Regions from separate parts of the Homo sapiens genome. Here regions 1, 2, 3, 5 and 6 are each linked to region 4. The links are chromatin contacts, found by Hi-C in ENCODE. All regions are on one chromosome and are shown on one strand. The core of a region is the stretch at or near the end of the contact, and the rest is flanking DNA. Distances in the headings are between cores, read along the strand shown.

What was found. Hi-C counts contacts between places; a loop is a spot of excess contacts on that map. Pooled maps may share reads with other maps.
Region 1: a loop to region 4 is called in a map of naive thymus-derived CD4-positive, alpha-beta T cell, with 6 times the contacts of the local background. The contact joins the promoter of STAM here to the promoter of DCLRE1C in region 4. A Hi-C loop is called at or near these places in 1 of 168 maps with a recorded cell type or tissue (naive thymus-derived CD4-positive, alpha-beta T cell), 3 of 37 single-sample maps with no recorded cell type and 7 of 50 pooled maps.
Region 2: a loop to region 4 is called in a map with no recorded cell type, with 11 times the contacts of the local background. The contact joins the promoter of UPF2 here to the promoter of DCLRE1C in region 4. A Hi-C loop is called at or near these places in 5 of 37 single-sample maps with no recorded cell type and 9 of 50 pooled maps.
Region 3: a loop to region 4 is called in a map with no recorded cell type, with 8 times the contacts of the local background. The contact joins the promoter of VIM here to the promoter of DCLRE1C in region 4. A Hi-C loop is called at or near these places in 7 of 37 single-sample maps with no recorded cell type and 13 of 50 pooled maps.
Region 5: a map with no recorded cell type shows a loop between it and region 4 (8-fold over the local background). The contact joins the promoter of TRDMT1 here to the promoter of DCLRE1C in region 4. A Hi-C loop is called at or near these places in 4 of 37 single-sample maps with no recorded cell type and 4 of 50 pooled maps.
Region 6: a map of naive thymus-derived CD4-positive, alpha-beta T cell shows a loop between it and region 4 (8-fold over the local background). The contact joins the promoter of DHTKD1 here to the promoter of DCLRE1C in region 4. A Hi-C loop is called at or near these places in 1 of 168 maps with a recorded cell type or tissue (naive thymus-derived CD4-positive, alpha-beta T cell), 1 of 37 single-sample maps with no recorded cell type and 6 of 50 pooled maps.

The regions. Positions count from the first base shown.
Region 1 is chr10:17,641,455-17,645,663 of GRCh38, reverse strand. It overlaps STAM (signal transducing adaptor molecule), which reads right to left and starts at 1,513. Exons shown (of 14, transcript NM_003473.4): 1 at 1,285-1,513. The coding sequence starts at 1,324. STAM-DT (STAM divergent transcript) reads left to right here and starts at 1,746. Exons shown (of 1, transcript NR_110370.1): 1 at 1,746-4,209. RefSeq lists enhancers at 1,499-1,618, 1,769-1,838, 1,261-1,910, 1,911-2,559.
Region 2 is chr10:12,040,120-12,044,208 of GRCh38, reverse strand. UPF2 (UPF2 regulator of nonsense mediated mRNA decay) reads left to right here and starts at 1,400. Exons shown (of 22, transcript NM_015542.4): 1 at 1,400-1,454. LOC105376416 (a long non-coding RNA gene) reads left to right here. Exons shown (of 3, transcript XR_930666.2): 3 at 248-410. RefSeq lists enhancers at 983-1,232, 2,403-2,492 and silencers at 1,673-1,812, 1,833-1,882.
Region 3 is chr10:17,225,414-17,229,490 of GRCh38, reverse strand. VIM (vimentin) reads right to left here and starts at 1,250. Exons shown (of 10, transcript NM_003380.5): 1 at 967-1,250; 2 at 1-215. The coding sequence starts at 68. VIM-AS1 (VIM antisense RNA 1) reads left to right here. Exons shown (of 3, transcript NR_108061.1): 1 at 1-146. RefSeq lists a silencer at 2,557-2,771.
Region 4 is chr10:14,952,146-14,955,928 of GRCh38, reverse strand. DCLRE1C (DNA cross-link repair 1C) reads left to right here and starts at 1,833. Exons shown (of 14, transcript NM_001033855.3): 1 at 1,833-2,027. The coding sequence starts at 1,919. It also overlaps a transcript of MEIG1 not described here. RefSeq lists a silencer at 1,642-1,721 and enhancers at 1,740-2,467, 2,468-3,196.
Region 5 is chr10:17,200,234-17,204,234 of GRCh38, reverse strand. TRDMT1 (tRNA aspartic acid methyltransferase 1) reads left to right here and starts at 2,563. Exons shown (of 11, transcript NM_004412.7): 1 at 2,563-2,664. The coding sequence starts at 2,601. RefSeq lists a silencer at 2,866-2,925.
Region 6 is chr10:12,067,190-12,071,045 of GRCh38, reverse strand. DHTKD1 (dehydrogenase E1 and transketolase domain containing 1) reads right to left here and starts at 2,092. Exons shown (of 17, transcript NM_018706.7): 1 at 1,859-2,092. The coding sequence starts at 2,012. RefSeq lists silencers at 1,757-1,916, 2,017-2,066.

The DNA.
Region 1 (4,209 bases), core at 264-2,763, 2.7 Mb before region 4:
GCTAAGATTCAGGACACTCATTTAAGGTGGAACAAAAAAGGTAGCATCTAGTAAGTGCCAACCACATAAAGGTACTGTAGCAGGCCCTCTAGACATATTATTTAACTGCAGAATGGAATGATGTGTTTTCCCCTCTTTAAAGACAAGAACACTGGAACTCAAAGAATTTAACTTGCCTATGATTTCACCGTGAGCTGAGAAGTGGCAGAGGTAAGGAGTGAACTTTTTTCTACTCTTATATAAACTTCCAAGTTTCAGTGACATGCTCTAAGGAAGAGTTTAAAAAGAAAAATTCAACATCCACCTTTCATAATTAAAATACACAAAGACAAGTAAATTCATAAGGTTGTCCTTATTCACAGTAATGATTACATTCTGCCATAAGGGATTTGGAAATGGTATTTGGCTTGCTTTCATTCCACACTTGTGTGCCAAGGTAGTTCCTACGTGCGTTCAAATTAAACCAAAATTCTCTCCCCGGAAACTCAAATTCCCATAATTATTATCTTCAAGTCAGAAAAAAATAAAATAAAATAAAATTAAAAACCAAAAGCAAACCTATTGAATTGACATCATCAGTACCTAATACCAGTGATTCAGAAAACAACAAAAATGTAGCATTTCAAACTCTTTCCAGATTCAACAACTTCTTCCACACTTCTTTACACCTTTTAAAGTGCAGAGACCTAGCCTAAGAGAGACATCCCAAAGGCTCAGGTCCTCAATTCGGTTTCAGTCGTTGCCAAGTATTTCATCTTCATCGCTCCTAACATGTTTGAGAGTCTACCCTTAACCAGAGCTCCCTCCTTCAGTTACCGTTACAAAAGATTTTAAAATCCTCTAAGGAACCTTACCTAAAACATTCTGCCAGTTCCAGACGCTCAACATTTATTTGTCTAGGCAAGCACTTTTGGTACAGGGTTTACAATCCTAATCTAGCCAACATACGCCTTAAGCCCTTCGCTGTTCTTCCAGAAGCACAGTCCCTGCACCAGATGCTACACCAGCTGCTCCTCCCAGGCCCTTTACACCAACCCATTCAGCAGTTCTTTGGCAACCTACAGTCCTAGCTCAAGGCCCATTTCACAGGATGAGTCCCATTTCTTTCAAAGAGGATGCGCCAAGCCCTCAACCTCCTCCCAGCTCTGAAGGAGGGAGCCTCAGGAAAGGGGAAGAGCGAGCTCTTCCTTGGCCCTGGCCCGAGGGTCCTGAATGCAGGCAGGGGCTGGCAGAGTGAGCGTGCAGTCCGGTGAGGAATGGGCAGGGAGAGGCAAAAACACTTACCAACATCCTGATCGAAGGGATTGGTGGCAAAAAGAGGCATCTCCGCTGCGTGCCGAGGTGTCCCCGGGGACTCCCTCTCGACAGCACGGGAGTCAGAGCTCGACGTAGGATGGAAGACTCCTCAGGCAAAAAGAGCAACAGAGACCGACTCTACAGGGTCCGCGACAGCTCCTCCTCTCACCCAACCCCACCAACCGCGGCAGCAGCTGCGGCGGCGGCAACAGCAAGGAGCCGAGGAAGCCCCCGCGCGGAGCTTGTCGGGAATCTGGGCGACCTTGGCGCTGCCTGTCTCAAAGCTGCCCCGAGCCTGCCCCATCGGTAAAGGCTGAACAGGGAGTCCCCTCTGCCTGACTCCTCTTTTAATTAGTCACACATAAGAGTGGAATTAGTTCTTGTGTTTTCTGCTTTTCCCTTGGCTAGGAGTCTCCGTAGGACGGGGTCCTTCAGGCGTGCTGAAGCCTACTAACAACCCCAGGAGTGACTGGGAGAGCCAGGAGAAAGAAAGCAGGTTGAGTTCGGGTCGAGCTGTGCGCCTTTTTTCCTCTCGCTCTCTCGGTTATCATAACCTTGTATTCCCTCTGGAAGGAAATGGAAATTCCTTTGGATCATCTTCTAGGTAAACAGTTTAATTAGCTGCGTGAGGTGACAAACTTGCTCGGATGAAGTCATGGGAGCTGAACGAATTGGCCTGAATCCCAAGAGGGGAGTGTTCAGGGCGCGCGTGTCCCTCGGAGAGGCTGAGGTAACGCTGGCTCCTTCCCGGGAGTCCCTGAACGCCCGGCTTTGGAATCTGCAGACAGCTCTTCTAGCAGGGCGTTGGCACCTACTGACTAACCGTGCAATCACTCAGCAGCTGTGATGGTTGGTGACATGTCTTTCACAGCCCAAGATAGCCTCCCTAGACTGAGCAAAAAAAAGAAAACAGAAAAAAACTGGAGCTAAAAGTTGATCAGTGAGTGATTCCTAGCAACCCAAAATGTTGGTTTATTTATTTTACTTATAAGTTTAGTTAACCAATAAAAATTATTCTCTGTGTGATGGAGAAGTTTTAAGGAGCATCTACTAGAGATGTTGCGTCCCACTTGGAACAAACTTAGTAAGCACATCTTGTACGTAAATGGAAATTATCCCGCAAATTACGGCATCTCCAAATGTAGCGTGGAAACTAATATTGACATGTCAACACAGGATTAATACATAGTAATCAAAGAGTGCTTAAAAATTCATTAAAAATGAAGTCCCACCTCTAAAAGTGAAATGTGCAAATTAAAGTAGCAGTTAGATAATGTTTTGTCATTTAGGTAAAAATTACAAAGAATCGGCCGGGCGCGGTGGCTCACGCCTGTAATCCCAGCACTCTGGGAGGCCGAGGCCGGCAGATCACCTGAGGTCAGGAGTTCAAGACCAGCCTGGCCATGGTGAAACCCCGTCTCTACTAAAAGTACAAAAAATTAGCCGGGCGTGGTGGTGCGCGCTTGTAATCCCAGCTATTCGGGAGGCTGAGGCTGGGAATCGTTTGAACCCGGGAGCGAAACTCCGTCTCAAAAAAAGAAAAAAATTGCAAAGAATCAGGGATGTGAGGAGTCAGACACTCACATACTGTTGGATGAAGTGTAAATACTGTATAATCTTCCTAAGGGAAATATTTGGAAGCATGTAAAAAAATTTTTAAAACCTTAGGACCCAGCAATTCCATTTCGGCAAATTAATCCTAAAGACATTCTTTTAAAACATGAACAAAGGTATACATGGCAACATTGTCTAAAGGATCAAAGCATTGCCAGCCATTAAATGTCCCACATTGAGTGATTGGACAAATTGCTTCACCTCTTGGTGTCTCAGTTTCCTCATGTGTAAGAAACAGGAATAATAGGGTTGTGAGGATCAAATGAATTAGTACAAGCAAAACGCTTATTACAGTGCCTGGCATAGAGTAAGCACTAAATAAGTGTAACTGATCACTGTAATTTACACTGGTCAGTTAAATCATAGTACATAAGATGTGAAAACTACACAGCCATTTAAGGTGCATAATACAGATTCATATTTACATAGACATCTGAATACACAAGTTTTCAGAAGGAAGTTACAAACCTTATAAAATTACAAATGCCCACAATTTTAAAAATCTGAAAGGAAATACATGAGAATATTATGACATGATTGTCTCTGAGTGGCAAGATTCTAGACAATGTTTTTGTTCTTTGTGCATTTTATTATTCAAAATATTTTAATGATGAGCGTGTATTCCTTTCAAAAGCAGAAAAAATGTTAAAATACAACAATGTCAAAAATGGTATGTTGGTACCACCAGTTTCTTAATGTTTTGAAGGGCCAATACCAAAAGCGTGCTTGTGTTTCATTATGACAAGTATAGAATTATTCGGAAATATCACGACTGATACGGAAGTCAGAACATTCCCTCTCAAAAATGTGCTTTGATTGCTGGGCTGACAGAATTAGGTGACAACTTGTTTACCTTAAGATCCTGAGCAGTGTCTTGGGCCATTATCATAAGTGCCTGAGCCAGATATTGGTGGCTCAGACTGGGTGTATCAGAGCCAGATATTGATGAAAATGCATTTGTACATGTTCTGTACTCCGGACTGAATTACTCTGTTGCCAGCAATAAGCCAGGGCACAAACTGTTCAAGCCTTGATTATCAATATGTGTGCACTGGGAGTAATACATACTAGTATTGAGAGCAGTATCCGTGCATTCTGACCTAGAATGACTTTAGCTGTGGGGGCAGGGGGGTCTCGATGATTAATGTGCTGTATAAATAATAAACATTTTTTAAATATAAAATTTTTAATATTTAACTTAAAAGACAAACATAAAAAGTGAAATGCTTTGTATTTTGTGGTTAACGTCCCTTATTATCCCTTTAAAATACTGAAATTCTATGAGTTTCACTTTTAGTA
Region 2 (4,089 bases), core at 151-2,650, 2.9 Mb after region 4:
AAAAATATATATTTTTAAATACAGGAAGCAGCAACACTCAGTATGAGAGGATAATTTGCGTGCTAAGAGTAAATGGGGAAGCAAACAGTAAATAGAGGCAAATGGGCAAAGGTTGAGTCATAGGGAACCTGGACTTGCCTCAAGTATTTGTGGTTGGTAGTAGTTCATTACGTGGGCTTGGGCACCAGGTGGGGCCCCCTCAAGTCAAGCAAACGTCAAGACCAGTTTCGCACCCTTGTTCCTCTAGCTCCGGACCAGCCAGAGCCACCTACTCGGATCATGTTGGCAGAACCCAGTACTGTTTCGAGGCCAGATGCACCATTTCAGCAATTCAGGAGGAAATAAGCAGTGTGGATAAACTGATACCCATTTTTGAAAGTCGGCCTGGGTTCGCATTCAGAAGAAATGTCGACGCTAGCCATTTTTTTTTTAAAATGGGTGATTTGATAACTCAGGGAAGTCTTGCCACTGTAATTTTTAAAAGTTTGCTTGCTAGAACCAGGTACTTTCTAAGAAGTGTATGGAAAAAGCCTTGATTCTTCTTCGCCCTGGGTGGTTTTTACGTCGAACACCTAGAAGTGCTTCTGGAAATCCCCCCGCAGGACTTTCGATGTCTTTTAGGGCATTCTTAAGACTAGACCCATTCCTAAGCGACTCCCACCTCCCAAACCAGCCATATGGTTTAGTTTCTCCAGTTTCCAATTTTCTAAATCTTCAACGTCTCCCCTCGAATTAGTCCAATCAAACTTTCTCTTCTTAGACCTCTTCCTTAGGTTCGCACCAGGAAACGCCCAGGAGAATCACGTGGCCGGGCTTGTCCTTAATGGCGCTCCGTAACCCTCCCACTATTCCACCACACTTCCTCGCCTCCCGTGAGCTCCGCCCCGCCCCATTCGCGCTTCCCACCCCCATCCCCCGCGAAGCGCCTGCGCCTGCGCAGCTCCAATTCAGGCGCTTTCCCTTTCCTGGCGACCAATCCACTTCCTGCCTCGGGTCCTCGGAACACTCCACCCCTCCGCTGGGGCCCTGGTTTGAGGTGCTGGTAGTGGCTACCTTACGTATTGCCAGTCTGAAAAATTCGCTCTTCTCATCGACTGGGGAATTTGAAAGAGCTGTTAAGTGAATGGCACTCATATGAGCCTTTGCCCCGGACCCGCCACCCCAGAGTCAAGCTGAGGGCATCGGCATGCCGCAGGGAAGACGATCAGGACTGTTTTTAATCGGGCAGTCGCGCGGATGGCCTTTTCCCTCTCGCCTCCTTCCGCCCCGCCCCCACTCTCAGCCCGGCCGCGCTGGTGAGTGGCGGGCGGGAGGGCTGGCGGGCGGAGGGAGGAGGGGGAGCTGAGGGAAGGCGGGCCCTCGGCTGCGAGATAGGTGGGGGGAGGGGAGGGGAGAGCCCGAGCGCTGGAGTTGGTGCTGGGAAACCCGGGGCTAATGTTGACAACAGGCTCGAGGTGAGTCCCGGGGATCCTCCTTCCCCTCCGCTCCAACGATCGGGAGGAAATGGGGCTGGGGGGCACCGGCCTAGACTCCTACTCCCTGGGGGACCCCAGAGGCGACTCCACACTCCAGCTCTCCGGGGTCGGCGAGCAGTGGAGGGACCGCGGGTCCGGCGTCGTTCTCCTCAGACCCCCTGTCTCCGAGGCTCCCATCAACGCGGGAGCCCCCGGGCCGGGCCATGCTTGGGGGGCGGTGGAGGAGGTGCCTGCCCCACATGCCTGGGCCGGGCCTCGAGACTGGAGGCGGGGAGCCCGCGGTGGAGGGGCGAAAGTGTTCGGGGGCGTGGAGGAGAGCGAGGGGAGGTCGGGGGAAGCTCCTCGAGAGCCGGGAGGGAAGCGAGGGCGAGAAAGTGGGGAGGGCGCGTGTGTGGGAGGCTGCGGAGTGGGGAGACCGGCCGGGAAGGCTTCTGTGGCGAGGGAGTGTGGGGCGAGAAGTTGGGGTTGGGGCAGCGATGGTCCGCGAAGGTGACCGTGGATACCTGTGGGAAGGGGAGTTGTGTCGGGGAAGTGTGGTGGGTTTAGAGGTTCCTACACCACCAGAGCAGGGGTTTGTAGGAGAGGTATGTGTAGGGGAAGGGGCTTGGGGTGTATCTGGGGATGGTGGGCATGGGCTGTTTGGTTGACTTCCTTTTAATCACATAGGCTGGTTGATTCTTCACTTTACCTTCACCTCTTCAAGGCGCCAAGCACTCTCTTCTTGCTAGGACTGTTGGACTAAGGAAGTGATCACAGGATATTTGGTCCCCAGGTTGGCAGAGCAGAGCCAGCTGGGTCCACGCTGGGGTGATCGGACCTTCAGCTCTCTTGCTCATCTTAGAGGACTTACACGACACGAAACGATGCATCAGATCAAAGTGAAACCCTCGCTGACGCTTTATCTCATTTCCATAGTTCTTAGGTGTTCCTTAACATCGTCAGTCTCCTCATTTGTGAGCTGGTACAATTTCTAACAGTTCTTAATACGTCCTTTATACTAAGGATGTTCTTTAAAAAATAAAGTCAGAAACTGGGAGATAGTGTTCCTGTGCTGTTCTGTCCTGACAGCATTTTGAATAAGAGAATTGAAAGGTAAAACCGCATTCTCTCATACTGGAGTGTTTTCGGAGCACTCTGATTGGGATTTCATACATAATCCATATGGTACTTTGCAAGGGAATGTCTTTAAAAGGGAAACACCCCCTTTTGTGCCCTCTTCCCCCCAATACACTCCATTGGTACTTCTAGTAAATTAGTTTTACTTTCTTTTGGAAGTTCAGAATGTATTTAGAATACCAAATAAAATATACAGTTCAAGTGACAGGACACTATTTTGGGAGCTAGGAAGGTGGTTTTAAAGCATGGTTTCCTTTTAAGGGTAGTCTGAATATAATTGTATTCAGCAAACTAATTTGTAACAGCTAATCGGATTCCAGTGAAAAGATCACGACTTTTTCTCCTCACTATCTTGAGAAAGGACCTATTTAAAATTGTATTTGGACTTGAAAAACTTTTGGAAACACTTTAGATGAAAAGTTTGGCTGTTAAAGCTTGAAGTTATTGAAATAAGAATTTTAGCATTTTATTAAATATCACTTAGTGCTCAGTTTTTTAAGTCGACATAAAACAAACGTGTATTGAGGTGAATCACGGTGTTTGTATATTTTATTCGTTTTAGTGTAGGTAGTGAAAAAGCACTGGGTAGTGAGTGTTGGTCCAGCCACGGAAACTAGCTGTATATATAATCTTGGGTAGGTGACTCTGCTGCTATCCTTGGAATGTAAAAATTGAGGATAGAAGTAGATAAAATCTAATAGTCTTTATCTGACTTTACAAATCTTTCATTGTATGCTGAACTTCTCAGTGTTCTTTGTGACAGAACATTTATTAATGCCTCCCTCATGCTAGTTACTATGCTAGAATTTTAAGAACTCTACAAGATAGATAGCAGTATATCCATCTTATTGATAAATAAGTGGACTCAGAGAAGTTGTTGCCTGATTTCTGTAGCTATCAGGCTGCAGAGTTGGGATGCAGATTTAAAATCAGTCCGACTTCCAAGCCCATGTATGTTGTTTTCACAAGTTGCATTGCTGCCTCTTCATGAACTTCTAGATTTTTGTCTTTTTTTTTTGTTTACGGAAATTTAGTCGCAAGTATACTTTGGGCGTATGCTTGTAATGTAAGGATGAAGTGGTTGAAAGGAGATACCAGTATCAGGACTTAAGGGTTTTACGGAGAATCTGTTTTATTATGTTCTAGGGTACAGTCTAATCCTTTTTTTTGTTTTGTTTTTTGTTTTTTGTTTTTCTTGAGACGGAGTCTGGCTTTGTCGCCAGGCTGGAGTGCAGTGGTGCCATCTTGGCTCACTGCAACCTCCGCCTCCCGGGTTCAAGTGATTCTCCTGCCTCAGCCTCCTGAGTAGCTGGGACTACAGGCGTGTGCTGCCACGCCCAGCTAATTTTGGTGTTTTTAGTAGAGATGGGGTTTCACCATGTTGTTGGCCAGGATGGTTTCGAACTCTTGACCTCGTGATCTACCTGCCTCGGCCTCCCAAAGTGCTGGGATTACAGGCATGAGCCACCATGCCCAGCCCCGAGTCTAATTCTTGCAT
Region 3 (4,077 bases), core at 1-2,500, 2.3 Mb before region 4:
CGGCTCGCGGTGCCCGGGCCGCCGAACATCCTGCGGTAGGAGGACGAGGACACGGACCTGGTGGACATGGCTGCGGAGGGTGGCGATGGCCTGGGCGGCGGCGGTGGCGCGGACTGGCTCCCGGAGAAGAGGCGAACGAGGGCGCGGTGGGTGTGGGTGGTGGGAGCGCGGCTGCGTCTCTGGCGCGGGGACCTCGGAGCGAGAGTGGCAGAGGACTGGACCCCGCCGAGGGCGCTGTTTTTATAACCCCGTTAGGAAAGAGGGTCCCCTCCCACTGCCATCCCAGCCGCGGAGCGCGCCAGCCAATAGGGACCTAGCGAGAAGCGGGGAGGGTGGGCGGGTGGGGTGGGGGCGCCCTCGAGCCTTCCTGCTCCGGGGCCTGGGACTGGGCATGGTCCCGTTACTTCAGCGCTGGGCTGGGACTTTTGGGGGCTTTCCGGATGATAGTCTGAGCTGGGCTCACCCTGGGGTGCTGAAAAAGGCGGGGTCGCGCGGTGAGGGGGGGGTCCGCCTGGGACTGAACCAGAGGGGTCCGGTGGCACCACGCCAAAGGGGCGTGGGAGGAGGTGCGCGGCGGTCTCGGGGCTGCGGTCAGGCGGGGAGACCCGCGGGCAAAGGAGCGGGAAGAGGAAAGAGTAAGGAATCCCTCAGATCTGAAGTCGCGGAGAAAGAAACAAAGAGCGCCTGAGATTGGAACGCGGGGTGGGGGCGCGCACAGCGCAGGAACGCAGGGCTCAGGCCTCGCCGCAGCCTCGCGCGCCGCCCGCTTGGAAAGGGGGGCTGCTCCGGCCCGCGCCTCTGTCCATCGACTTGCCTTGGCGGAGAGATGTTGGGGGGAGGGGAGGTTCTGTCGAGGGACCTAACGGGCTCAGTCCAGCTTCGGACGGCGGGAGTTGCGAGACGGCGGTGGCAGAGGAAAGCCCGAGGGAGAGGGGTGGGGTCGCTTAGTCACCGGCGGTGACTCACCGCGCCCTGCTGTCCCGCCGATTGAGGGCTCCTAGCGGTTTAGGGGAAACCGTTAGACCAGATTGATTCAAGTCTCAGCGGGCTCCGCGCGCGCTGCTAGTTCTCAGTGCTACCAACTTACAGCTGGGCCATCGCCTTGCTGTGTGCGGTCGGGCCCTGTGGGGGACAAGAGCGCCCCTAAGTTTTTAATAACTCGCTAAAGCCTGTCTTTGCTCGAATGTGCGGACTTTTTGTTAGCAAGAAACTTCTGCAGCCTTTGGAGAGGCGCCATACGTGGGCCTCCCAGATCACGATTGCACCGGGAAGGTTTTTCTTGCAGAGTCCCCGCCCCCGTCCCTCTGGTCTCCTCTCGCTCTTCCCCCTCCCCCCATGAAACCACACCCAACTTTTTAAACAAGATCTGAAAATTCTGGGTGAAAGAGGAAACTCGACGTCCGTAGTTTCAAAATAGAACTCAGTGATCAGTGGTTTTTACCCTGGTGGAAGTCATTAAAGGTATAATATGAGCCAGTTAAAGAATTAATTAGGTGTTGCTTAAAAACCCCAATTTGATTAATGAGTTCAAATGAAAGGCAATTATGTAACACAAATGACAGAATCTTTGGCGGCAATAGATTTATGTGTTAATTTTAGGACAGCAATGCACAGTACAGGGTTCACGGTGATTTGTCTGGGAAATGCCATAGGTCCTGTTTTCCAAAAGAATTCGTGCAATTGACCTTGGGGTGAGGGGGATAAAACTGTCTACGCAGCAAAAAACTTCGTGTCCAAGACATGGAGGGAGTGTTCAGATTCGGTCACCTTAACCTTTCTAGGGAAATCACTCAATTCAAGGGCTGTTGTTTCAATATTAGTAACGAGCAGAGCTGAGTACTTACCCGCCAAGGGAGATAAAAGGAGACTATGTAAATCAGTCTTCTCGTGATTTAGTAGCAATTGAAAAGGCACAGGTTTTTTTGAGTATTTAGATTTATGGTGTACTGAAAGGATTAACTGCAGAACCACTGTAAAATTGATTCTGCAGTGGATAGGAGAAAAAAAAGTATTTCTCTCTTTTTTTTTGGTGGCGGCAGGGGGTACTGCAGGTTACTTGGTATTTAAGAAACATAATTTAGAGGTAAATGAAGAGCGTATTCTGACTTCTTTGGACAAGCCTCTTTTAGGCAATATTTTGTTTACCTTATCCCAGTTCGTTCTTGCAAATGGTGCTTGCCAAGGTGGAATTACAGGACTCTCTACTGCCCAGCTCGCCTGCTGGGGCTTTCTTTTATTCTCTCTTTCACTGGGAGGCTGCAGGTCATTCCCCAAGAGCATTCCTGGGGCTGGGTGCCCTGGAGGACAAGCCTATGCTCTGAGTTACATCTTGCTTTCTGAGAGCCCTTTATTCAAGCCACTGCTCAGCAAATGCCACCATTGTGAGTGTGCCTGGAACCCTTAGAATGAGAAAAGTGATCTCCCTATGGGAGGAAGAGAGTGTGGAACTCACTTCTACGTGCAGTGCCGATCCCAGGGCAATGCGACGCTTGCTGACTGACTCACTATGGAAAAGGAGGACAAGGCATTGGCGAGGTGTGGCACTGTGCCCTGCTGGTGCCCATAGCCGATTCCTCAGGGCTGCGGTGATGTCTCCTGGAATGGGCACTGGTCCTCTTCATCATCTCAGGGATAGGTAGCTCCTCCTTCCAACCTGTCCCCATTCTGAAGTCTCTGGGCTGTGATAGGCTGCTCTCTTGTCACAGACATATGTTTGTTTGATGCATATAGAATGTATAAAAGTGTAGGTGTTCTGTAGTCCCAGCACTTTGGGAGGCCAAAGCAGGAGGATTGCTTGAGATCAGGAGTTTGAGACCAGCTTAGGCAACATATATATATGAAACCAAAAAAAGCCAGGCGTGATGGTGCACACCTGTGGTCCCAGCTACTTGGGAGACTAAGGCAGGGGGATTGCTTGAGCCTGGGAAATTGAGGCTGCAGTAGGCTGTGCACACCACTGCACTCCACCCTGTGCAACAGAGTGAGAACCTGTCTCAAAATAAAGTATATGTATGTACTACACACACATATACATACGCACATATACAGCGTTCAATGTGTTTTTCCTATTAGAAAATGCCATTGTTTTTGGTGGGCTGCAAGAGAAGTGAAAGTTGCAGAAACACTTTCATTCATTCATGTAGAATTCATGAGACTTAAGAATTCATTTCATTCTGAGATAAGATATACAGTGCCTCAATCAATGGGTGATAGTTTTCAGTCAGGGAGATCAATGAATCTGAACTCACATCCTTGAGTGAGACAACTCAGCCTGCTCTCTATGCTACTGTGTTCTTAGGTATCTTTTGGGTACACAGACATAGCTTTCCCGGGTTTTGTGTTTATTTTTTAATTGCTATGAAAACCTATCTGAGAAGTATTTTCAAGTGCTGGACTGGGAAGCTGCTTTCAACACAGCATGATGCAAGTTGCATATAAATAAAGACGTGGTGGTATAATTCATAGGCCAGGCATAAACACTACCACATCTAAATTACCAACAGTGATTTTGGAATTTGCAAGCTGTCATGATGTCAGTTGAATTGGGTGACTTAAACTGACGGACCAGCCAGCCGTGTGGACAGAAGCTTAGTGGCCTATGGAGGCTTTGGGAAAGCTGGCTAGCCATGCCAAGAGAACAGCATCTAGCAGGACTGTTTGGATGGAATGTTAGAAAGAAGAAGGAGGGTACACTGAGAGCATGAAAACCATAGCAAAACCTAAAATCCATGGAAATACAGGTAATAATAATAAATAGTATAATAGGTAATGTCGATGCCAACTGAATGACAGACACTGTGTATATATTTAATTTAACTTGATGCACTCACACCCTCCTGCAAGATAGACTTGATCATCCATTTCACTAATGAGGAGCCTAAGATGCAGGCTAGCAATTTTCTTGTGGTTGTATGACTAGCAGGGGTGGGAAGAAGGGGACAAGAATTTGAATCGAGGCCTTTCTGACTCTAAATGCACTTCTCTTTTCTGTTTGCCTTGATAACAAAATTTTGCTTACTATCAACCAGTTCAATTCACAAATATTAAGTGCTGGACTTATCATTTAGGGACCTACTG
Region 4 (3,783 bases), core at 584-3,083:
AGTTGTTCCCATGTGTTCTAAGACAAACCATCAAAGGTGTTGCCAGTAGTATACTAGCAGGATATTTTACCTCAATTAGTGATTATGTTGTGTATACCTTTCCATGTCACCCCTCCTCCCCCTCCTCAAGATTTCATGGAAATCTGTATTTGAATAGAACTCTGAGTATCATGGCTACAGGCACAAGCTGACATTCACTAGGGATGTCATTCTGTTTTGTTTTGTTTTTTTGAGACAGAGTCTCTCTCTGTTGCCCAGGCTGGAGTGAACTGGCATGATCTAGGCTCACTGCAACCTCCGCCTCCCAGGTTCAAGTGATTCTCCTGCCTCGGCCTCCCGAGTAGCTGGAGATGTGTGCCACCATGCCCGGCCGATTTTTGTATTTTTAGTAGAGATGGGGTTTCACCATGTTGTCCAGGCTGGTCCTGAACTCCTGACCTCAGGTGATCACCTGCCTCAGCCCTCCAAAGTGCTGGGATTACAGGCATGAGCCACTGAGGTGGGCTGGGATGGCATTCTGATTCCTGATTTCCCTGGTCAGAAATCTTTGTTCCTGGATTTGTTCTCACGTTACCTTGCGTCTCTGTGGAAGCATTTATTTGCCATATTCTGCAAACATGTTGTCGCCAGATAGATTGAATGCTACCCGAAGGTTTGTCACAGTGCTGTGCACAAAGTGGGACTTCAAGTGTTATGGAGGCCTGGAAAGCCAGGTACAATGGCTCACCCAGCACTTTGGGAGGCCGAGGCGAGCGGATCGCATGAGGCCAGGAGCTCGAGACCAGCCTGGTCAACGTGGTGAAACCCCGTCTCTGCTAAAAATATAAAAATGAGCCAGGCGTGGCGGCGCGTGCCTGTAGTCCCAGCTACTCTGGAGGCTGAGGCAGGAGAATCGCCTGAACCCGGGAGGCGGAGGTTGCAGAGAGCCGAAATCACGCCACTGCACTCCAGCCTGGGCGATAGAACTAGACCCCAACTGAATAAATAAATAAAATAAAGCGAAAGTGTTCTGGGTTGTTTGTGTTTAATTATACTAAGGAGATTTGATAGGAAGGAGCACAATAAATGTCATGGTGATTATTTGGTTTATTGTAATACAATAAAGGAAATACAATAAAAGGTTTAACAAACCTTTTCATAAAGTTGCTTTGGTTGTTAAAAAATTTTAGACCTTTCCTGCCATTTTTCTTTTTTTAAGTACATCATTCTAACTTCCTAAAAGTATAGCTCAAAAAGGTGGGGGCCCAGGGGAGAGGCCAGCAGCGAAGGCATTATTGGGATCTTATTTGCCCCAAGATCACGCAGAGATGATTTATTCAGTTTGTAGATTATATAAACGGAAGAGGGAATTAATAGTTCCTGAATCTACCATGAGTCAGATACAAACTTTCTCATACAACCCTCACGGTAATCCCACAAGGTTAGAAATTGGGAACAGAAGAGAGAGGGCGGGGAACTGAGCTCGGGTTTCAGGCTAGCAGCAGACAAGCAGGAAGCGGAACGAAGAATGATTTCTAAGCGCAGTTCCGCAGCCCACTCACCTCGTCGGCTGGGGCCACCTGCTCTGGGAGTTTCGATTTCCCTTCCCGCGACTGCACCTCCACAGACATGGGCAACGCCTTACCAGAGCAACACCTGTGTTTGTTGGGCGGGAATGAGCCTTGCACTGGGCAGGGCTCAGGGCCCATCGCGTGCAGCGAAGCGCGGGTGATTTAAACCCAAGCAGCGGGCGCCTAGAACCCGACCGGATGCTCCTTGACTTTGCCCCCGGTCTCCGGACTCCTCTGATTGGACGTGGCTGCGTTCGGCCGCCCAATGGCGAGGCAGCGCGCGGCTTCCCGGAAGTGGCGGCGCGGTCAGGGCTGGCCTTGGCTTCAGCTGCGGTTTTGGGGTCCCGGACTCTGGGATCGGCGGCGCTATGAGTTCTTTCGAGGGGCAGATGGCCGAGTATCCAACTATCTCCATAGACCGCTTCGATAGGGAGAACCTGAGGGCCCGCGCCTACTTCCTGTCCCACTGCCACAAAGGTGAGTGAGGGCTGCGCGTCGCCCGCTCCCGGGGCGCTGGGGGCTGGAGAGAGGACAGGAGGGGGCCGGCCCTGGAGCAAGGAGCTGCAGCCTGTGGGAAGCCAGCGAGGGGGCGGCCAGCACACGCCTTGTCCCAGTCGGGCTCTTCAGCCTCTCAAAGGCTTCATCTATTTTCGGATGTGGTCAACGCGGCGTAACGGCGCCTGCCAGTTGCGCCCCGGGCCGGCTTGGTCAAGCACTGCTAGTAGTTTCTCTTGGTAGCTTTGCTGGTGGCCGATGATCAGAGATTGGCGAGGGTTAGTACTTCCCTCAGAGCCTCGCTACCATGTATGAAGAAAACAAGTTTCAGATCCATTTGACCACACCCTCAAACATTGGTCAGCAAGCAGGAGACTCAGACACACACACAACTGTGGAACAGCCCGCCTAAGAGCTCCACGAAGTGCAAGCTCCTTGGCCTTTGGGTGTTCTGTCCGTATCCAATATGAAAGTTTCGTTCTAGTTTAGGTTGGAGGGATGTTTCCCTTCTAGATGGTATCAGGCAACCTGAAAAGCTACTATGATTTCACAGCTGGATCCTTTCACAGCTGGGCCGATTTAGGGATTAAGGTTAGAGTGTCGCTGATGCTCCAAGCAGAGATTGGAGCTAAGTTCCAGAGTTTAAATACCGCTAACTTGACAACCATTGTTCATTTTCACTTCTATTGTGCTAACAAGTCACTAACTTTTACCAGGGAAAACAGTTTTAATGCTCATTGTGCTAATTCGCCCAGCCATTAGTGTTAATTGGAGAAAATGATAAACGGAATCACTGGAGTTGCTGCCTCCTGCTGTGTGGCCTTGCAGCGTGCTGGAGCAGGAAGCTCCCACTACCCTGTGGAGTCAATCAGCGTAACAAACCTATCTGTACCTGCGCAGTAGGAAAGTATTTTAAAGTAAATTACAGGTATCCAAACACAGCCTTTCCTCACAGGGTTGGTGTGAAGGCCAGCTATGTTGTTTTGTGTGTGGAATCAATCACTTGGACTATAAATCGTTGAAGTTACTGCTTCTGCGAAATGTCTCTGCTTTTTTTTTCCACAAAGCCACCAGTGATTTCTCTTTAATGGGAAAATCTGGACCTCTTCTCGTGCGTTGCCGTATTCGCATCGTGCACGTCTTTGAGCATCTCCTTCTTCTTTTTCTTTTTTTTGGAGACAGGGTCTCCCTTTGTCGCCCAGGCTGGAGTACAGTGTGGCACATGCTCTCTGCTCAAGTAGTTGGGACTACAGGAGTCAGCCACCATGCCTAGCTAATGTTTGTATTTTTATTATTATTTTGAGGTGGAGTCTCCATCACCAGGCTGGAGTGCAGTGGCGTGATCTCTGTTCACTGCAACCTCCGCCTCCTGGGTTCAAGCGATTCTCGTGCCTCAGCCTCCCAAGTAGCTGGAGTTACAGGCACGCACCACCACACCCAGGTAATTTTTGTGTTTTTAGTAGAGATGATGTTTCACCATGTTGGCCAGGCTGGTCTCGAACTCCTGGCCTCAGGTAGATCCACCCACCTCAGCCTCCCAAAGTGTTAGGATTACAGGTGTGAGCCGCTGTGCCTGACACATTTCTGGTTTTGTTTTTCATTGAGAATCCACTGCTGGACGAGGATATGCCTATTTTTACTTTTTGTGTAGAGCCGCACTGGAGTCTCTGAACTCAAAATGGGCTAGCCAGGATTAAAGTATACTTCCGAAACTTGCACTTCGTGTTTAGGATGGCTG
Region 5 (4,001 bases), core at 1,314-3,813, 2.2 Mb before region 4:
CCTTAAGTATCAGAGTAAACAGTTTGTAATCAGCCTGTGTGGGGAAGGGGTTTGAGGCTCCTTCCTCTCAGGAGGTTGGTATTTTTCATTAACTCTGCCATGTGTCTGTACTGTCTCTCCCCTACAGGTAAGGTCTTTTGTCACATTTATTTTGATTTATAGCACGAATGCTGAAAATTCCAGATTTGTTTAATATATTGGTTTTTGGCTATATATAAATCACTGTGACTATATAGTTCCCTTTACATTTTATGTACTGATGTTTATTTCTGGTACTATATGTAATAAATATTTAAAAAGTTTGCTTCATGCATTATACATATGTCAGTGTGTACATGGTTTCTGTAAGCTGAGTTAGTTTAAGAGTACATTTGCTTAAAGCAGGTAACAAGTCTTCTTTCTACATATTTCAAATTCAATAAATAATTAACACGTTGCCAAATCAGGTCTCATTTTTTCTAATTTGAATTCAGCCATGAATTCATTTCTTGGAACTAAAACACCCTCAACAATCCATCTCTTTCTGTTCCCTTCTGCTTTATCTTACAGATGAGGAAACCAGGGTCATCTCAAAGTCACACAATCAGTTAACTGGCAACGCCAGGGCTAAAGCTGAGTTATCTGGTATCTTTCTACCATACACCTCTTCTTATCTGAAAGTGACTAACAAAAAGCAAAGCACGTGGCCAATGCACATGTACAATTTAAAAAGTTAATTTCATAGACCACATCAAAAGGAACCAGTGAATGTTATAATTTGGATGCAGTGGTTATACTTTTATTTGTTAACAGCATTACATTAGCAGGCATGCAACATTTCTAACAAATCAGTTATTGTTATTACAAGTGGTACCCCCAAGTTCCCCCTAACAAAAACCTGTGGCAGTGTTGGGAACAAAGAGAAAAACACTTCACAACGGGAACATTTTCTATCCTCCATATGGGTACATTATTTTTATTTATAATTGACTGTAAACACCGCTCCCCCCACAAAATTTCTAAGCTCCCCCCAACTGACTGATTGAACACCTCCACCAAGCGGATTCCAAAGAAACTTGAAAAACTAGTTCAGGCCATGCTGGGAAAGGGAAGTCAGACATGCCTCATTATACTTTCCTCTCTTTGGAGTTCAGGCACAACTGACCAGTATTATTATTAAAACAAGAGATCTTCATACCGACATAACAGACTCTTCTTAGCAATAAGATACCAAAATTCCAACATGACTCTAGTATAGCATCACATGAAAGATAGCAGGCCCTAAATCAAAGCATTTTACCCTAAAATAAATTTCTTTGACACTTTTTGAAATGGCCCTACACAGCCATCTCTTGTGGGGAAAATCTACATTCTATAGAGACTCCCTTTCCCTTTCCAGGTCTTTTCCTGATCCAAGAGATATTTAACTAAGAGTCTGGCATCTTTTTACACATGATAAGAGACATTTGCCAATTATTCTCTCTGAAGCCTGTTACGTATGAGACTTCGTCTACATAATAAGAACCTTGGTCTCCACCTTATCTTAACCCAGACACATTCCTTTCTATTGATTCCAGGTCTTTAGGTCACAACTTAACTCTTTCAACCAACTGCCAATCAGAAAATCTTTGAATCCACCTGTAACCTGGAATCCTTCCCCTTTTTGAGTTGTCCCATCTTTATGGACCAAACTAAGTACACCTTCCATATACCAGTTAATGTCCTTATGTCTCCCTAAAACCATATAATCCCAAGCTGTAGCCCAACCACCTTGGGTACATGTTGTCAGGACCCTGTGGGGTTGTGTCATGGGTCACGGTCCTCACCTTGTGCTCAGAATAAACCTCTTCAAACATTTTACGGAGTTTGGCTTTTTTCGTCAACATGAGCCTCTAACAGTTGGTTACTGGATCATCCTGAGGAATCAAGGCCATAGCACTTAAAGACCCATAAATAATCCTACATGATATTCACTGTGTATTCTATGTAGGTGTAATTTCCAAGCTAAAACATAATTAACCCCACTAATAGACACAACAAACATCCTCTGTATTATCAGCACGCACACAGGGCTTTCTCTGCTGCGAGTGGACTTGTGTCCTTACTTATAATTCTGGAATCTTCTCTAGGGGAGAGGCTGGTCTAATTTCTCTCTATTGACCCAGGGCAGGCAGGAAACAAGGCACACTGTGGAAAGAATGTTTGAATGTTCAGGCTTCTAAGTGACAGAAAAGCAGCTTGTCTGAAAAATGATTTTTTTCTGGCTTCTAACCAGTGTTAATTCACTTGGAAACCAAGGCAGTTTTCTCCCCTTTACTGAACTCTGGATTTCTTTTCCAATCAAGGCCCCTGACACCAAAGAAGGAAATGGAGCGTAAATCAGGCTACAGAGTGGCTGCCATTCATTCGGGAAGCCTTATTGTTTTCCGTCCTTTGTTCCCCTCTAGACCCTTGCCAATCCCCAGGCCGCGAGGCCCTCTGAAGCCCTGAGCCTGGAGCGGTAGGAGACGGGGGAACTGAAACGCCGCGGAACCAGAGGCTGAGGGAGCGGCGCGATGGAGGGAGGAGGAGCGACGGACCGGCAGGCCTAGCTCCGGGGCTGCGGCGGCTGAGGCGCGGGGATGGAGCCCCTGCGGGTGCTGGAGCTATACAGCGGCGTGGGCGGCATGCACCACGCGCTGAGAGGTGAGAGTCCATCTAGCACCCCTCTCTCTATTCGCTCACGGGGGCTGGTTGGAGCACCCGCGCCGGGAAGGGGCGGAGCGGCGAGACGCAAGGGGCGGACACTGTGGGGCGGACACTGTGGGGCGGCCCTCGGTTGTCCTGGAAACAGCTCCTGCGCGCCGCCGTGTCCACCCCTCCAGACGCTGACTCCCTTCTCCTGGCGCCGAGTCTGGCTCGAGGGGCCGCACATGGCGCCTCAAAGGGCCCAGTTGGGAGTCGGGATTCGCAAGGCAGTAAATCAACCTCAAAGGGTATCAAAGGGGCGAGACCCTCGCCTGGTGCCAAGCCCCCATTCTAAGTGTGCAGCCACCGAGAAGCATGGAGACTCGGTCCTTCATCCTGGGGGGCTTCCCAGCTGGGGAGGGAGGGAGTGTCAGGGGCTCCCCTGGTGAGAGATGGATCTTGGAAGGGATAATAGCTACAATTCAAGGTAGAAGTTTGCGAATGCTAAATAGGATGGTAGAGGAAGCTTGAAGAACTTGGACGTCTGATCGTTGGAAAGAAACGTGTCTTCTGTAGTTCTGCGTTTAGATGCCAGAGAACTGAGTTCCAGCTTGGTGGCAGTGTGACGTTGGGCTACTTCGTGAACAGTGATGAACCTGTTTCCTGGTTTTAAAAGAGAATGATTATTATAAGGATTAAAGTCTGTCAAGTGCTTGTTAGTGCCTGATACATTGTAACCACTCCAAATATTATACATTATTATCACTATTACTTTAAAACGACATCACGAGATATTATCAAGCAAACTATTACTTTTATGCACGTCTTTGATTTTGAGGTTTTTGATTTCTTTCATGCTGAGTTGGAACTGAAAGTTTTACTTTTGGTGATATTCACTCAAAATTATTTATTGAGCTCCTATTCTGTGCCAGATTTTGTGCTAGGAGCTGGGGATACAGAATGACAAACAGGCTTTGAAGGTGCATGTTTATTCTTAAATTACTAAGACAACCACCGAACTGAAACTTCCCTGCTTCCTTATTTAGGACCAAGAGTAACAAGAGTAACTGTAAGATACAGACAATATTTAATGGGTTTAGCGTATAAGTTTTTTGAGCAGATTTATTGAGTTTCAATTCTAGACTAGGTTAATGATCATTAAGTTTTTAGTACTTGTTTGCCGGCTATCTTTATTTCTCATTTTAAAACTTAGCAGCATCAAAGCAAAACTCTAGTACTATTTACTCTTTGTTAATTCTCTAAAGTGATATAATGTCCGCGTTTTCCCATATCTTGAAACTCCTTAATGAATTGCTTAGTACTTTATCATAAGCTGTAATTCAGCCATTCCTTAA
Region 6 (3,856 bases), core at 843-3,342, 2.9 Mb after region 4:
CCAAGGACACAGGTATTTCCACCTAGAAAGCTGATGGGCAGTGTTATGCTACAGGACAAAACATTTGGTTTTTGTCCTGTAGGACAGGACTGAGGCAGACTACATGCCCTTGAAGCCTGTAGCTCAGGAGCGTATGTTCATTGTATCTTGTCACTTTCAGGAAGGCCCAAGAAGAAAGATGAGGTCAAGTTGGAGCTCCCTAATGAGCAAGTAGACAGGAAGGGGAATTCGGCTCTGCAAAAAGGAGGTTCCCTCTTGGCCAGGCACGGTGGCTCATGCCTGTAATCCCAGCACTTTAGGAGGCCAAGGCCAGTGGATCACTTCAGGTCGGGAGTTCAAGACCAGCCTGGCCAACATGGTGAAACCCCATCTCTACTAAAAATACAAAAATTAGCTGGGCATGGTGGCAGGTGCCTGTAATCCCAGCTACTCGGAACACTGGGGCAGGACAATCGCTTGAACCCAGAAGACAGAGGTTGCAGTGAGCCAAGATCGTGCCACTGCACTCCAGCCTGGGCGACAAAGCCAGACTCCATTTTAGGATTAAAAAAAGAGAGAGAGACAGAGATATGAGGTTTATTTTAAATGCCCTCCGAAGTGAAGAGCAAAATATTGAAGTTCTAGTGTGTGATTGATGGAACATTCCAAGGTCAGGTGCCCAGATGCCGAAGGGGATCTTCAACATTAATCTAATGATCAGATCAAAGATGCCAAATGATTTTCCTCTAATAAGCAATCTGTACTTATCTTCTACTCCGTGAGGATAAATAATGATACAATAATTTTGGAGCGTAAACCAAATACTCAAAATTAGTCTCGCAAATGAGCATGCAACAGAAGTTCCAAAAGCTGATATTCATGACTGTTAATTCATTAAAACCACCAGCACATATCAAGGTGTCAATAGAGTGGCTAAAAGGAAAAGAAAGAAACCCCACCAGCACATAGTTCCAAATTCAGCAGAGTTAAGAGTTAAACTCTGAAATTAAAGTAACAGACTAGCTACAAGGAGACAAATACATAATAAATATCATGCTGTCTTCCAAGACTGGAACTAACTGCCCACTTCTCCCAAGCAATGCAGTCTTGGACCCCCCCACCTGCTCACATAAAAGAAGCCTCAGAGATGGTCCTGGAAATGTATCCTTGGGAGACCTTAAAACTTTACTTCTCCCACAGCTCCGCCTCATTAAAGAGCTGGTTTTCTAGGCTGGGTGCAGTGGCTCAGCCTGTAATCCCAACACATTGGGAGGCCGAGGCTGCAGGATCAGCTTGAGCTCAAGAGTTCAAGACCAGCCTGGGCAACATGGTGGGACCCCATCTCTACTAAAAATGAAAAAAAAAAAAAAAAAAAAAAAAAAGCTGGGCGTGGTCATCCCTCTGTGTCCCCAGCTACTCGGGACGCTGAGGTGGAAGGATAGCCTGAGCCCAGGAGTTCGAGGCTGCAGGGAGCTGTGGTCGCAGCACTGCACTCCAGCCTGGGCCACAGAGCGAGACTCCGTCTCAAAAAAAAAAAAAAAAAAAAAAGGAAACAAAAAGAGAAAGAAAAAAAGAGTTTCTCACACGTTTCCAACAAAGGAAAGAAAAGCCCTTCCGAAACCAGGTCCGGACCAGCAAGATGGGAAGACCACCCAAGCGTGGACCTCAAAGATCCTCAGTTACAGAGGATGGACGGGGGATGACCCCAACACTGAGCACCCACACCTACCCTCTGCTCCCCTCACCTCCCCCTCCTCCCCACCGGCCGCGCGTTCAGGCCGGCAGCCGGTTCCCCGACCCCGACACCCCACCGCAAATCGGCCAGGGGAGGCTTCTGCGTCCCAGCCCCCGCTCCCACCGCCCGGGCCCCATCCCCGACCTGGGGGGCGCTCCAGGGCGCCCTGGGGCTCGCGGCTCTCGGGCTTCCTCGGCCGGTAGCCGTAAACGCCCCGCTCGGTCTGGTAGCCACGCCAGAAGAGAGGGAGAGCCCGGCCGAGGCCCCGTCGTGCTGCTGCCGCAGTAGCAGAGGCCATGTTCACCAGATGTCCCGGCCAGCATGCTAAGGCGGGAGCCCGAGGGGATCCCACCGGCCCTGGTAAATCCGGGACTCGTCAGAGGCGGCCGGAGCCCCGCCCCCAGACAACGCCCCCGCGCCTGATTGGCCGACGGGCCGGACCCTGGAAGCCAATCCGTGGCAGCGGCACTCACAGCGAAGCGACGCCCAGGATTGGGGCGGGCTTCCAGGGCGGTTCCGGCGGCTGAGACCGCCCTGCTCCACCGCAGGGCGGGGCAAGTAAGTGTTCCGCGGGGCGGCACCTGCTCCCAGTACGAAACAGGATGTAGCTGCAGCGCCTGTAGTCTCCCGCCAGGAGTGTTTACCCATCACGCCTCTGCCCAACCGCATAGACACAGTCTAGGGTGTCTGTTACAGAAAGGACAAATTAGCCACAGGGTGGATAGGAAATGGCTAGGACTGAGACCAAGGGACGCAAAAAGCAAAGGTTACTTAGCGCAGCTACAAAATCAATACCCCTAATTTTTTTGTTTTCTTAAGAAACATTAACAGAGGCCGGGCGCGGTGGCTCACGCCTGTAATCCTAACACTTTGGGGGGCCACAGCGGGAGGATCATCTGAGGTCAGGAGTTTGAGACCAACCTGTCCAACATGGCGAAAACCCATCTCTACTAAAAATACAAAAATTAGGTCGGGCGCGGTGGTTCACGCCTGTAATCCCAGCACTTTGGGAGGCCGAGGCGGGCGGATCACCTGAGGTCGGGGGTTCGAGACCAGTCTTACCAACGTGGAGAAACCTCGTCTCTACTAAAAATACAAAATTAGCCAGGCGTAGTGGTGGGTGCCTGTGGTCCCAGCTACTCGGGAGGCTGAGACAGGAAAATCGCTGGAACCCGGGAGGTGGAGGTTGCGGTGAGTTGAGATGGCGCCATTGCACTCCAGCCTGGGCAACAAGAGCGAAACTCCGTCTCAAAAAAAACAGAACAAAAACAAACAAACAAACGAACAAAAAAAAAAAAACAAAACAGGCTGCAGTGGCTCATGCCTGTAATCCCAACACTCTGGGAGGCCCTCTGGGAGGCCAAGGAGGGCGGATCACGAAGTCAGGAGTTCGAGACCATCATGGCTACTATGGTGAAACCCCGTCTCTACTAAAAATACAAAAATTAGCCGAGTGTGGTGGCGGGTGCCTGTAGTCCCAGCTACTCGGGAGGCTGAGGCAGAAGAATCGCTTAAACCCTGGAGGCAGAGGTTGCAGTGAGCCAAGATCGTGCCCACTGCACTCCAGCCTGGGCGACAGAGCGAGACTCTGTCTCACAAACAAACAAAAAACATTAAGAGAGAAAGAAGGAAATAGGGTAAAGGGAGCAGGGAAGAAAGGGATAAGAGTCAAAAGAAACTGGACATGAACGATTAGTTGGTCTGTCTCTGAGTGAGTTTCCCAAATGATTTTTTTTCTGTGGCTTACTTTTAACTTTGCCAGTATGGTAGGAGAGAGAGTCTGCATCCTTACCTGGTTAGTCATCCTTCGTTCCAGTAAGCTGTGCAGCTATACCCCAAACTCCTAGGAATATTATACATACAAGCCCAAGACATCCTCCTTCTTACTCATTCAACCAGTACACTCATAAAGCACTCTGCTGGGTTACAAAGATTAATAAGGCACAGTTTCTGCCCTTAGTTCCCAGTCTAGCTGTAGATAGAACTCAGCACACAGGATGATAGATTATATAATGTAGGCACATGTAAGTGCCCCCTGCAAGCACAGGAGCGTCATCCAGCACAGCTACTGTAGCTGGGACCCCTTAGGTCCACACTTTGGTGGCCTCCCCATCTTGCTAGTTTGGACCTGGTTTTGCAAGG